Linked DNA regions of Homo sapiens: region 2 is linked to region 1. The links are chromatin contacts, found by Hi-C in ENCODE. All regions are on one chromosome and are shown on one strand. Each heading gives the region's core, a stretch centred on a gene start or an enhancer-like site at or near the end of the contact. The rest is flanking DNA. Distances are from core to core; before and after follow the strand shown. Region 1 has its middle 66 kb from the start of LINC02496. Region 2 has its middle 25 kb from the start of LINC02496.

What was found. Hi-C counts contacts between places; a loop is a spot of excess contacts on that map. Pooled maps may share reads with other maps.
Region 2: a map of ascending aorta shows a loop between it and region 1 (2.8-fold over the local background). The contact joins two enhancer-like sites. A Hi-C loop is called at or near these places in 6 of 168 maps with a recorded cell type or tissue (IMR-90, Panc1, aorta and 3 more) and 4 of 50 pooled maps.

Annotation. Positions count from the first base shown.
Region 1 is chr4:60,680,580-60,687,574 of GRCh38, reverse strand. No RefSeq gene overlaps it. Among named protein-coding and RNA genes, the nearest start is that of LINC02496, 66 kb to the left of the region's middle. Within about 2 kb of position 3,999, at least 3 of the 41 ENCODE cell types and tissues checked have a DNase peak (open chromatin) inside an H3K27ac peak, as active enhancers do; they include ascending aorta, where a contact is called at or near this core.
Region 2 is chr4:60,721,730-60,728,724 of GRCh38, reverse strand. No RefSeq gene overlaps it. Among named protein-coding and RNA genes, the nearest start is that of LINC02496, 25 kb to the left of the region's middle. RefSeq lists an enhancer at 3,549-4,748. Within about 2 kb of position 3,889, at least 3 of the 41 ENCODE cell types and tissues checked have a DNase peak (open chromatin) inside an H3K27ac peak, as active enhancers do; they include ascending aorta, where a contact is called at or near this core.

The DNA.
Region 1 (6,995 bases), core at 2,750-5,249:
TTTCAGGATTTCATAAGAATCCTTCATGCAAAGCTAATGTGACAAATTTTATCTTAACAAATTCTGATGAGTGGATTCAGCAATTGTGATATAGTTGATCAGTCAGTACAACTAGATAACTGGAAGTAACATTTGTATTTTGAGGTTATTTAAAGTAAAAGTTATTTAAAAATAAATAAGTAGTATATAAATATATTTAAATAGTATAAATATTAAATAATAGAATTCTGAGTCTAGAAAGCCGGAAGAAACATATTAAACACTCTCATTGACTGCACCTCTGTGCTTATTTTTTAGAATTTTGTTTTGGTGATGCATTTTTTGCTTTCCAAAACAGTGTTCATCATTCTCTTTCTTGCTTCCATTCTAACTCAGGAACATGTCAGTGGGAGGAGACATCTGATGATCTAAGAAAAGGGAGTTAGCAAGGGAGGGAGGACTACTCCAGGACTTCAAGTTGAACCTGATGAAGGGAGTTTGGTGTTTATGCCAAATTACTTAATCCAGGAGGTCTACTTGATATGTTGACCTGCCTACAAGTACTTCCAGGCTAATTTCTATGCTTAGAAAGTTATTACCCTCAGTAGACACAGGACAAGAACATGAATGGTAGACTGGGTGATAATAATAGCATCTTGGGTTCCAGTTTCTCCTTGAAGGTGGATTTGTCGGCCAATTGGACAATACTGAAGAGAGTACAGAGGGCGTAAGCCTGTTCCTGGTCAGTACAGAAACTCTGGTGTACATAAGAATCAGTTAAGGTGTTTATTAAAGTAAGCTCCCCATCATGTCACTTTTAGGAATTGTAATTTAGCAGATATATTATAGAACCCAGGGGGCTGCATTTAAAAAATAATTTTAGAACCGTTTTAGATTAATGGAAATTTTAGAACAGTTTTAAAATAATGGAAAACTTATAAAGTTAGTACAGTGAGTTTCCACATATCTCGGAGCCAGGGAACTATGTTCGCATGAAATAAACATGATTGTGATGCATACCTTTTGAAACTCTCACAATAAGAATATTGTGAGAAATAGGTTCCCCTATTGAGGAAGCAGAGTTTGAGAATGTCTGGATTTCAAGAACATATTAGTTTTTCTGTATAAACCATAACCTGGGCTCTCGGGACAAAAGTTAATGGGGGTAGCAGGCGATAGTGGTAGGAGTTATAAAGAAACTGACAGTCATTGCCCATGAAATGCCAGAACTGATGATATGACTAAATTCTATAAGATTGAGAAACTGAGGCTGCTGATATATTTCCCATTTCAGACAGGAACAGTTCTGGTTTGAGCCTGCAGGTGGGAGATTTCTGTAGATCCAAGTAAAAGTCATAGGAGAAGCCAAAGGGGTAAGAATTTTGTAAAATATGTATTTAACTAGTTAATACATAGGTCTTACTAGAAAACATCTGCCATAGAATTCTCTGATATAATGATATTACTTGCTCATAGAGACATAATTAGTCAGGAAGATTATACTATAATAAAATAACACAAAATCTTTAAAGTGTAAATTATATTGCTTTCAATGTACAGACAGTCCGTGACTTACGATGGTTTAACTAAAAATTTTTTGATTTTATGATACTGCAAAAGCTACATACGTTCAGTCAAAACCGTGCTTTGAATATCCGTATGGCCATTTTGTTTTTCACTTTCATTACAGTAATCAATAAATTACATGAGATATTACAAACTTTATTTAAAATAGGCTTTATTGTAGATGATTTTGTTCAATGTAAACTAATATAAGAGTTCTGAGTATATTTAAGGGAGGATAGGCTAGGCTATAATTGATGTTCAGTAGGTTAGCTACATTAACTGCATTTTTGACTTGTTGGTGTTTTCAAACTGCTATGGATTTATTTGGACATAACCTCACCATAAGTTGAGGAGCATCTGTGCTGTTTGTGTATTATTGGGAACTTTTTTTTGGACTACAGGTAAAAATAACCTGTTAAAATATGGGTGTTGAGTCTGGGCACAGTAGCTCCTGCCTGTAATCCCAGCACATTGGGAGGCTGAGGTGGGTGGATCATTTGAGGTCAGCAGTTCATGACCAGACTGGCCAACATGGCAAAACCCCGTCTCTACTAAAAATACAAGAATTATCCAGGCATGGTGATGGGCGCTTTAATCCCAGCTACTTGGGAGGCTGAGGTATGCAAATTGCTTGAACCTGGGAGGTGGAGTTTGCAGTGAACCGAGTTCACACCACTGCACTCCCGCCTGGGCGACAGAGAACCTGTCTCAAACAAAACAAAACAAAACCACAAACAACAACAACAACAAACCTGAAATGGGAGTTGGAGGGTCAAAATAATCCAAACAAGATCAAAGAAATGTCATAAAAAAAACTATGTGTTTATAACAGTTTTTAAAAGATATACTAAACATGTATCTCTGAACATATCCTAACATAATATTTAGAAAATAATTTCATAGCTAAATTTATGGACTAGTCTCATGCTTTAATGAATGTATCATATAAAGTAGTATAAATTAATTGTAATGAAAGAATTGATAGATATCTGACAGTCTATGACAGTTGAATTAATGTTTGTGAAATGCCAGTATTAATGATAAACATTAATAAATGCTGCATATAATTGAATTGACAATGATATGAAACAGTCTTCTGCTAATATGCTAACTAGGCAGAGATATTATTTTCTTATTCCTAATAGGAACATAATTTCAAAGTAAAATACTTGGTAAAAATTCTCAAAGAGATTTCATTTATGCTGCCTAAGCTTACCCTCATAAGAGCTAATTTTCCTTAGCACAATTTCTTAAACAATTACAGCTTTGGTGCTAATAATTTATGTTTATAAGGTTATTATTTATGAAAATAAAGTAAGTATTTATGAAGTACAAAAATATGTGATACGTACTCATTCCTGACTGCCTTTTTTAGTAGTAGAACACTAATAATGCATAATGCCAGCAAAGTCTACATATCAGTCAGAGCCTACATTGTATATTTGTTTTCGAGATGTTCCAAAGCAAAAGGACTTTGGGTTATTCCATTATTCTACTAATTTTTGTGATAAATGAAGAGGATGATGTTGAAAATAAGATATACCTACCATTCTTTTTAATCCTTTAGTGAATTATGTAGCATCAAAAGAAGATCATATAGTTGAAATATTATTTGACTCAGAATAGCTGAATCTTGTCCATGGATGGAAGGAGAAGTTAACTTGATATATTTTTTGAAAATTTAAAAGAAACATATGGTAACAGTCAGCCCCATACCTTATTATTTAAAGATCAGTGTGTCCAAAAAGACCGAATTATAACTAGAAGCCAACACTGTGCACAATTTTTGATCATCATTATTTTTAGATTCTGTTACATTTTGGGTTCCAGCCTCTACTGAAATACACATTCGCTTGAAATGAGTCAGGCCATTGCTTTTGGCTCAGGATTGACTTTGTCTGATCTTAACTGTTTTTTCCCCAGCATTCCACAGCTCTGCTTCATGACTTAAAGTAACTATTATAAAAATATTTGGGAAAATCATATGGTGTTGTTAGATGCAATAGAAAATAATGTTATGCACATACAAATGTGAGATAAATATGCATACAGGCAAGAGGTTTAGTTTCATCCAAAATCTATTGGAAAAAAATCAAATCTTATGACCTAAGATTATCTTCACCATTAGACTCTAAATAATATATTTTTTAGATGTGAAGTGACTTTGTGTATAACTTTTCTCAGCATTTGTTGATCATTTAGTTTCAGACTGAATATACACCGAATACCAAATAATACATGACAGTTGTCTATGCTAGTTTTACAGAACCTTTGCGTTTATCTTCTCCAAATCATACAAAGCTGCTGTTATGTCTTGTGTCTTGTTTCTAATGGGGAAAATGAAAGTAAGCAAAAAGAAGTGAGCCACTATTCACTGCATGGACACATACTGAATCATTAAGAATCAGGCTCATACCAAGTCCTCTCATTTCAGGCTTACTCATCTTTCCATAGCATCAGAGAAGGAGAGTCAGATGCCCACAGGCTTGTGGCAGTGTCATGTGGACAGACTGGAGTGACCCTGCAGTGGAGGCTGGGGGACCTCTGGGCCACTGGGATAGGGGGATGGAGCAGGAGGAGAGTGAGGACTGGACTTGGAACTACATGGAGACCAGGAGAGAGAGAATAAGACCATCTTGCCATTCTAGACCTCCTTTCCTAAGAAAGACATAGTAAGTCAGGAGGGGATGAATTTTGTGATCCAGCATTCTAAACATCTCTTCTGACAGTAACTTGGGCAGGACAGTGACTGGAATGAAGGGTTCTTCCATGAGGACTTTGGTATAAGTCTAATTGGAAAAACAGAGTGAGTTGATCTCAGACATAAATGCATCCTCAATGTGTCTGAACCATAAGTAATCCTGCATATTACTAGGATATTTGTTTTTGGCTAACAGCAACAGGGGCCAATACGTCAGATTTTATTGTTTTAATGACTTTATGTTGGAAGATTCCACATAACATAGTAATAGTCATCAGTAAGTCAGAGACCAAGCAAACTGTGGAAAAATTCTTTTCATACTCCATCTCTTCATTGGAACTGATTTTTTTTCTTCTTTTTTGGGGGTTAAAAGCTCAAATACTTGACTTTTAGAATACTTAGCTTATTTTCTAATTTTAAGAATATCTCATTGTTATTGAATCGTATAACTCTCAGTGAATCTTCTTGAAATCAAATGCTTTTTTTTTCTCTGCATTGCTTTTTGTTGATTCGGATATGACAAATTATTGGGATTGTACTGTGGAAGATGACCTTAAAAGGACTTTTTTTTCTTACAATCTCTGACAAGCTTTCATTAAACTGGCTGAACATCTCCAATAATGAGAAATTTACCATTTACAGGGGCTGGTATAAATTGCAGGTTAACAGCAGACTCTGAAGTCAGATATTTTTTTTTTAATTTAAATCCCCATTCTGCCCCCTGACTGTCTCATTAAATTATTGTGGTGATTTGATTAGTTAATATAGCAAAATTATTCATCATAGGTGACATATGGTAAATGCCATGTAATAATTATTTTACATCACAAGGTCACTCATTTCATTTCTGAATTGATATGCTTTTAAATAGTTACAATCTATCTAATTGAGGATATGCTTTGGCAAACTTTTCTTGTGAAGGGACAAGTAGTAGGTATTTTCAGCTTTGTAAACCGTAGGGTTTCTGTTGCAATGACTTGACACTACTATGAAAGGACAAAAGCAGTCATTGACAATACATAAATAAATCGGTGTGGCTGTGTTTCAATAAAATGTATTTACAAAAACAGATCATGCATCATGTTTGGACCATAGGCCATAGTTTTCTGACCTCTGATTTATAACATTATTTCAATTCTAATTTTTTTTTTTTTTTTTTTTAGACGGAGTCTTGCTCTGTCACCCAGGCTGGAGTGCAATGGCACCATCTCGGCTCACTGCAACCTCCGCCTCCCGGGTTCAAGCGATTCTCCTGCCTCGGTTTCCTAATTGGCTAGTTTAGTATTTTTAGTAGAGACAGGGTTTCACCATGTTGGTCAGTCTGGTCTTGAACTCCTGACCTCAAGCAATCCTCCTGCCTCGGCCTCCCAAAGTGCTGGGATTACAGGCATGAGCCACCACACCTGGCCCAATTCTTTTATAAATAGTTCCTTGAGACTGGAATTGTGCCTTAAGCCCAAGTTGAAACAAACAGCCCCTGCAGAAGGAAATGCTGAATTCCATACTCCCTCGACAACTAATCCATTTGGACTACCAACTGGATAATGACCGCCTGCCTGCCTGCACAGTTGCAGAGACATAGCATTCACAAGGTCACTATTAATTATAGTAAAAACTTGAAAAGGAATCTGAACTTAGAATTTGTGACCCAAATGTTAGTATCCAAATAATATATTGAAAAAAATTCAGATAGCTTTTAAATGAAGACATTACACCTGCTGTATTATATTTTCATTTTGAACAGTAAAACCTATACATAGTTTTATAAAGTATAAAAACCTTGTCTGCAAGTGCATTAGGACTCAGTAATATAGATTCATAGCAATTTAATTAAGAACATAATATTTTATGTAAATAGAGGTTTAAAATAGAACATGCGATGACTTGGAATTTAAATGAAGAATGTAAAATATTTATATGATTTTTAAAAAGATCAATACCAATTAGATAATTTATTTCAAATTTATACATAAAGAATCAGAAAAGAAAATAGTTAATAACTGTAATAGCATTCTATTAAGAATAAATATATCAAAATCTGAAGACAATTGGTTCTACATGCACAAGAATAGTACTGAGCATCTTCTAGTTTTAAAAAGTACATGTCAAAAATTCTTTTTATAGCTCACATAGTTATAAATTTAAATAAGACTTCTAGCTCTCTCTATATATATGTATGAAGATATTTTATACCTTAAATAGAAAAGGTAGCAAGAGGTAATGCAGTTATAGTCATTTTTCTAAGTGTAAACTGATTGGTTATAATACTTAATGCAAATTATTTATAGAATATATTAATATATATTTTACTGTCATTGTCCTTCTGTGTAAAGTGTACAGGGCTTTTGTATTAATATCGGGGTAGCCATCTGTGAGGATGAGAGTATTAGTGGGCAAGAGGCAAGAGGAGATTGTAATTTGTGACAGAGGTAATGTAGAGTGAAATAGGCATATTAGTAATATTTAGCTTCTGACATTAAAAAATTATACAATTGTATACATTTTCAATCCAGATATCGTTTTAAGAAAGGATCTCTCAAATTTAATTTTTCTCCACTTAGTATCTCAATTATCACCTAGCTGATAATATTAAGTGCACAGAAGTACATAGTGCAGGAGAACAGTCTAGTACCCTCTTAAATTTTAGCTGAGATGGAAAGAGGGGATGTTTTAGGGTGTTCAAAGAGGGCACAATTCTTCATTGTCTCCAGGGAATGTCATGAAAGTTAAAGAAGAGAGAAATAAGAGA
Region 2 (6,995 bases), core at 2,640-5,139, 41 kb before region 1:
GCTTTAAATAGCCAAAGCAACCTTGAGGAAAAAAGAACAAACCTGGAGGCATCATACCACCTGACTTCAAAATATACTGCAAAGTTATTATAGTAAAAACAGTATGGTAGTGACATATAAATAGAAAGACAGGCCAATATAACAGAAAAGAGAGTCCAGAAATTCATATATTTCTGGTCAATTGATTTTTGACAAAGGTGCCAATATCACAAAATGGGGAAGGGACAATCTCTTTATAAGTTGTTTGGGGGCAACTGGATATCCATATGCAGAAGACCAAAATTAACCCTTATGTCAGATCATGTATAAAAATCAATTCATAATGGATAAAGACTTAAAGGCAGGACCTGAAAATGTAAAACTACTAGAAGAAAATATAGGTGAAAATCTTGATGGCATTGGTTTGGGCAATGATTTTTGGATATGAACTCAAAACCACACACAAAAGAAGCACAGATATAAATGTGATTACATCAAACTAAAAAGCTTCTGCACAGCCTAGGAAACAATCAACAGAGTGAAGAGACAACCTGTGAAATGAGAGTAAATATTTGCAAACCATATATCATATAACTAGGTAATATCCAAAGTATGTAAGGAACTTAACCATGTAGTAAGAAAAATAACCTGATTTTAAAATAATCAAGGGATCTGTACAGAAAATTTTCAAAAGATAACCAGCAGGTATATAACAAAATGCTCAAAATCCTTAATCACAAAAGAAATGCACATTGAAATGACAATGACATATTGCCTCACGTCTGTTAGAAAAGCTATTACCAAAAGAAAGAAAAAAAAGGTAATAAATGTTGGAAAGGATGTGGAGAAAAGGGAACCATGGTACACTGTTGCTAAGAACATCAGGTAGTACAGCTATTACAGAAAACAATATGGAAGTTCCTTAAAAAAAAAAATAAAACTACTCTATGACCCAACAATACCACGACAGAGTATATATCCAAAGGAAATAAAATAAATATGTTGAAGAGATGTCTATACTCCCATGTTTACTGCAACATTGTTTACAATAACAAAGGTGTGGAATAAGCCATCAATAAATGAATGTATGAAAGAAAGTGTTCTCTCTCTCTCTCTCTGCATCAGTCTATATATGCACGTGCGCGCGCGCGCACACACACACACACACACACACACACACACACACACACAGAGTAGATAGAGGAAAATACATTATATTGGTAATTAGGACCTAGATTCCACATTTGAAACTCCCAGATTTCTGACACTTAAAAAAAATTCTTATATCCTGTTGTATGTCATAGCTTTTTCATTTGTAAAATGGAAAGTTTAATTTATTGATTTCCAAGACTATAATTATAAAATATTAGAATTCTGAGTGTGACAAAAATGTGAAAGAAAAAATTATATGTAGTAATATAAATGAAACAATTTTGATTTTTCATGCACATTATATTAAGAAATATACAGTATATGATTTCAATAATATTGTTAATTACCTATTTTCACATATAAATATTGAGCTATGCACATTCTCTAAAAATGTCTTTTTATACTTTTTATATCTTCTACCTGCAATAAAAAAATCTTAGAACATAGGCCAAATGAAAATGTACAGAAAAATAAGACTTTGAGTGATATCAATCATATACTTTGCTCATCTGGATGCAGCAGAAGCATGGATTAGTGGCATAGCCTGGGTTGAAGCCAAAGGACATCACAATAAAGGGCCTTGAGCCTTTCCTCTGGCCAGATGTGTACATGAGGCACATGCTTTCTTTCCTAGATATGTATCTCACTCTGGGAAAGAGCCAGACAAACAGGCCTATGCCTGAGATATTTGAGTGACTGAGAAATTTTTCCTGGTAAGACTGATCATTGTCTAAATGGAATCTTAAATCACAAAACTGGATTTACATTATTCAAATTATTAATATAATTTAAATTTGTCAAATTTGAAAGGCTCTTTAAATTTGTTAAAAGACAAAAATTCAACAAATTTTGTTTAAATATCTAATTGGCCTTCATTAGCAATTTGTGAATCAGAGAGCTTCTCATCTAAAGATTTACAAAAGGCACTCAGATGAGCTGAGCAGAGGAGACTGGCTTTATAGGCAGAAAGGGCTGAAGAGATTAGAAAAATGGAACACAAAGCAGATTGGCTAGCATTTGTTAGATTACTCCAGGTTTCTTTCCTTTTTAGGGTTAAAGCAGAGGAGACGTTTTGTTTTTTATCATGTCTGATAAAACAGGAATGTTTGGGGATTTGGCTATTATCTTTCTCTGTTCTGATTTCTTGGTAAGTCAGATAAACAACTTAGTGTCAGTTTGTTAAATAAAGAAGTTTAGCACGAGTGACTCCATTTTGGTTTTGTCTGTTGAAGCCTAGTGCAGGAACTCAATCCAAACCAATGACTTCCTATAAATTTATTTAACAAATTATTGAATTGGATTAAGTTTTAAACATAAAATATCCAAAGTAGAAATTTTTCCTTTAACCCATAGTGAAACGTGGGGAGTAACAGACATTGGTTACAGGCAAACTAAATTAGGCATATTTCTCTCTGTATATCTGAGGTATTGTGAGTTTGATTTGGACTCCCATATATGCCACTTTATAAATCAGAGATCTTGGGCTGTATTCTCTTCCTGTTATGTTTAGATATATTGATGACTTCTAGAGTAGAGTATACCCTATATAAAAAGAAACAGCTTTTCATATGTGCCCAAGCTACAAAGTTCAAGGCAAGGGACCTTAGCGAGATCAGTCAAGGATTCATTGAGATTTCCAAACAAGAAGTTTAAACAACATGGCAGTGCACTCTAATAACTTATATAGCTGCATCACTATATGATAAGGAAGTTCCTTCTTAAATGTCTTCTTATTTTATTCTTGATGAGGTGTTCTTAATTTCCTAGTAGCAACCCTATCAATAGGAGTTAGGAATCCAAGGAGGTGAGGGTGGAGTAGGCATAAAATGTAAGTAGGTCATGTATGGCCCTTTATTTGCTTATTAAATAAATAACTGTTGATCACCTATGTTGTATCAGGCACTGCTCTGTGTGGTGGAGTTGAAAGGGTAAACAAGACAGACATGAAGTTTATGTTGCAATGAGGTGAGTTAGAGACAATAAAGCAACAAGATCATTTCAAATGGCATTAACTGCTATAAAGAAAATAAAACAAATTCATTTAATCAAGAGTTTGGGAAGTATGGAAGTTTGAAGCAGATGATGAGGGACAGACTCTGTGAAAAGCAATCATTTTTAACTAAATCAGAAGCATACGATAGGGTCAATCATATAACAATGGAGTTCAAGTGAGAATTTGGGCAAAGGAAATAGGCCACAGGGATCAACCTTGGTTACAGCAAGACAACAGAGATTAGTTTGGTTAGTGTGAGGGGCTGGGTGGGAGACAGGCGTTTGTAGAATTTGTCAGGGCTTAATTAAACAAAACCATGCTAAGTAGTTTGGATTTCTAAGTAGAATTATGTAATAGATAATATTGGTCCCCCAATTCCTTAGGATCTATATGACTATTTTTGTGCATATTTCAGTTTCTGTGCACTTTTCTTCTATGAATCTTGTTTGGAGGAATGTCCTCAAGATACTGGAGCCTGCCTGGTCCACACTTCAGAGAAATATCTGAAAATGTATGCCCACGATCTTCCACCCAATAATTAGATAATTAATAGGTGCAGCTTGTAGTTGGGAAAACACAGAGGCTGAATTTTCTCTTCAGAGTTCCTCTGTGGGATTAGGCTGAAGCTGCGCTTTACGGGATTTTGCCTGTGATGACACCCTCACTTGGATTTTGTCCTTTCTTGTCCTGCTTTCTCAGCTCTTCCCTGGGGACAGCTCCTTACCAGTTTCCCTGGGAACAATTTCTTATCAAATCACTTGCATACCAAAGCTCAGCTTACATTCCATCTGGGACACTCACCCTCTGACCAGTTGGAAGACTTTGGAGAAATCTAAAGAGAAAAACAAAAACTGACTAATGTTAAAAATATCACTGCGGCAGTTGTGTGAAGAATGGATAATGGGGGCTGGGGGAAAGCAGGGAATAAGGAACAAAGGTAGGCAGGTTGTATTAGGCTGTTTTTGCACTGTTATAAAACAATACCTGAGACTGACTATAAGAAAAGAAGTTTAATTGGTTCATGGTTCTGCAGGCTGTACAGGAAGCATAGCACTGGTATCTGCTTTTGGGGAGGCCTCAGGAAGCTCACACTCATGGTGGAAGGTGTACGGGGATCCTGGACATCACATGGCGAAAGCAGTGGGGAGAGAGAGTGGATGGAGAGGTGCCACACACTTTTAAATGACCAGATCTTTAAGAACTCATTCGCCATGGTGAAGCTACCAAGCCATGAGGGATCCACCCCCATGACCAAAATGCTCACAACCAGGCCCCATCTCCAGCATTGGGGATTACAATTCAACATGAGATTTGAGTAAAGACAGATGTCCAAAGTGTATCACAGATGAATGAAACCAAAATATTTCTCCTTGAAATATTGAGAATTGTTAAGTTAATGTCACTAAAAACATAGGAGAATGCTCTGCCTCAGCCTCTATTTGCCTGGTGGCAGGACATCGTTCCCTCCTTACTGGAGACGACACTTGCTTATGGGCCCAGGGAAGGCACTAGCAAGCACCAGAAGAATCTGGGAACAGATTTTACAATCTTTTCACATGTTCCTGCCTTTTAAAAGACTGGAACTGCTCTCTCCTCTGTCTTATCACTAGATAGGATTTATGGCTCTTTGTTAAAGTACTATTTAAGCAAGGCCCATAAACCACTACCTTGAGAGAGAAATACTTTTAAACTGAGGCCTCTCCTGCGTGATGGGTACAGCATGTTTTAATAAACTTCTGGTTGTTTTTACTTTTCTGTTAATTTGACTTTTTGTTTTTAGGAGATGTCTCAACTAAGAATTTTAAAAGAAACTATGATTTCTCCCCTACAATTTTTCAATGCAGCCTGGAAAAGCAGAGATAATTCACTTGTTCTGGGACCTATAGAGGGAATCCTGAAAGAGAACTGGCAAAAGTCCACAGAAAAAGGTAAGGTTTCTTACTCAAGCCAGCTTCTCCCTCTGTGGTACCTGGTGGAGAGAGGAAAGTAAATTCTTTTCCTTGTCCCTGCCTTTCCAGGTTCATATTAACAGGAAAAAAAATCTGTAAAAAATGGTTATTTGAATTTGTGACTCTTGTAGATTTGTTGTACATACTTATTTGGTTATTGATTTGTCATTTTCCTAGGATGGTCTTTGTTTTCCTTGTTTCTGTATCTTCGTATGGTTTGTCATGAGAAGAAAAAGCCTCATAAGGTTCTCCTTTTGTCTTGTTTTATTTCTTAAGAAGTTTGGCTTTCTAACGAGCAAGTTTATTTTCTCATCTCTAACACCTTGAAGGGCACAGATTTTGTTAATCGTGTAAGGCAGCCATGTGGGAGTTCAGTTGGGGGTCCCAAATGTCTGTTTGTCCAAATGTGCCAGCTTTTGGGAATTGTTCTTAATTATCTCAACTTTCATTGCCTTGCTAATAAGGAGGGATATTACTTTCTTAGAGCCTCTTTTTGGTTTATTTTATCTTATTTTTTTCTAGAAACAGCGTATCGCTCTCTCACCCAGACTACAGTGCAGTAGCATGATTATGGCTTACTACAGACTCAATCCCCTGGGCTCAAGTGATCCTCCTGCCTCCGCCCCCTGGAGTGGCTAGGACTACAAGCATGCACCAGCACACCTGGCTAATTTTTAAATTTTTTGTAGAGATGGGGGTCTCACTATATTGCCCAGGATGAGCTCAAACTCCTGGCCTTTAGCAATCCTCCTGCCTTGGTCTCCCAAAGCACTGGGTTATAGCCTTGAGCCACTGCACCCATACTCTTTGGAAGAAACTTTAGATCTTGAGGGGTCACTACGTTTTTATACTCTCTTTAGGGATGCTATTCTTGCATCGGATTGTAAGCCATAAAAAGGCTTACTGGCCCAGCGTGGTGGCTCACGCCTGTAATCCCAGCTTTTTGGGAGGCCAAGGCAGGCAGATCACGAGGTCAGGAGTTCAAGACCAGCCTGACCAACATGGTGAAACCCCGTCTCTACTAACAAAATACAAAAATTAGCTGGGTGTGGTGGCGTGCACCTGTAATCCCAGCTACTCGGGAGGCTGAGGCAGGAGAATCATTTGAACCCAGGAGGCGGAGGTTGCAGTGAGCAGAGATTGTGCCATTGCTCTCCAGCCTGGGTGACAGAGCAAGACTTTGTCTCAAAAAAAAAGGCTTACTGGTGCTAAGTTACAATTAAAAGTGGATATACCTTTGAAAATTTGGACTTTTGTATCTAAAAGTATTTTTTTAAAGAGAGCCTTCTCAGTCCCTTGGAGTTGTAAATTCTACCACGGCTTTAAAACGTTAACATAGAGGAGATCAGTTAAGTAGTATTCTAGCAGAGATCAGATTTGAAAGAGAGTTACATTTCAGAAAGAAAAAGCCAAGGAAACAAGGCACAAGAATATTTGCCATTTGCCCAGCTAATATCTGCTAATTTTTTAAAGACTTACATATTTAAAATTTTACCTATAGTATACATATATTTAGGTTATATATATATATGTGTGTGTGTGTGTGTGTGTGTGTTTGTGTGTGTGTATTCTTAAGACTTCTGTTCTCTCTCTACAGAGGCTTCTCAGTTGACTAAATTCCTCTCTTTGTAAATCCCTGCTAACTATTAATCTATAAACTCCCTCTGCCTGTTTATCCTCTTGGTGACATAATTTTTGCCACAAGGACTTGCTCTTTCATTTACTTTTCTCTGTCCCTGCTTCCAGTTGCTATCCCTGAGGTCACATGAGGAAACCTAAGGAAGATTTCTAACGACACTAGGACCTCTTGAGAAAAACAGAAAAGATGCCAAAGAAAAACAGAGAGGTTTCCTTTTTTTGGGAAGGAAACTTCATTATTTTCTCATGGAACAGCAATATTTCTAAGTGGACAGATTCCTTGC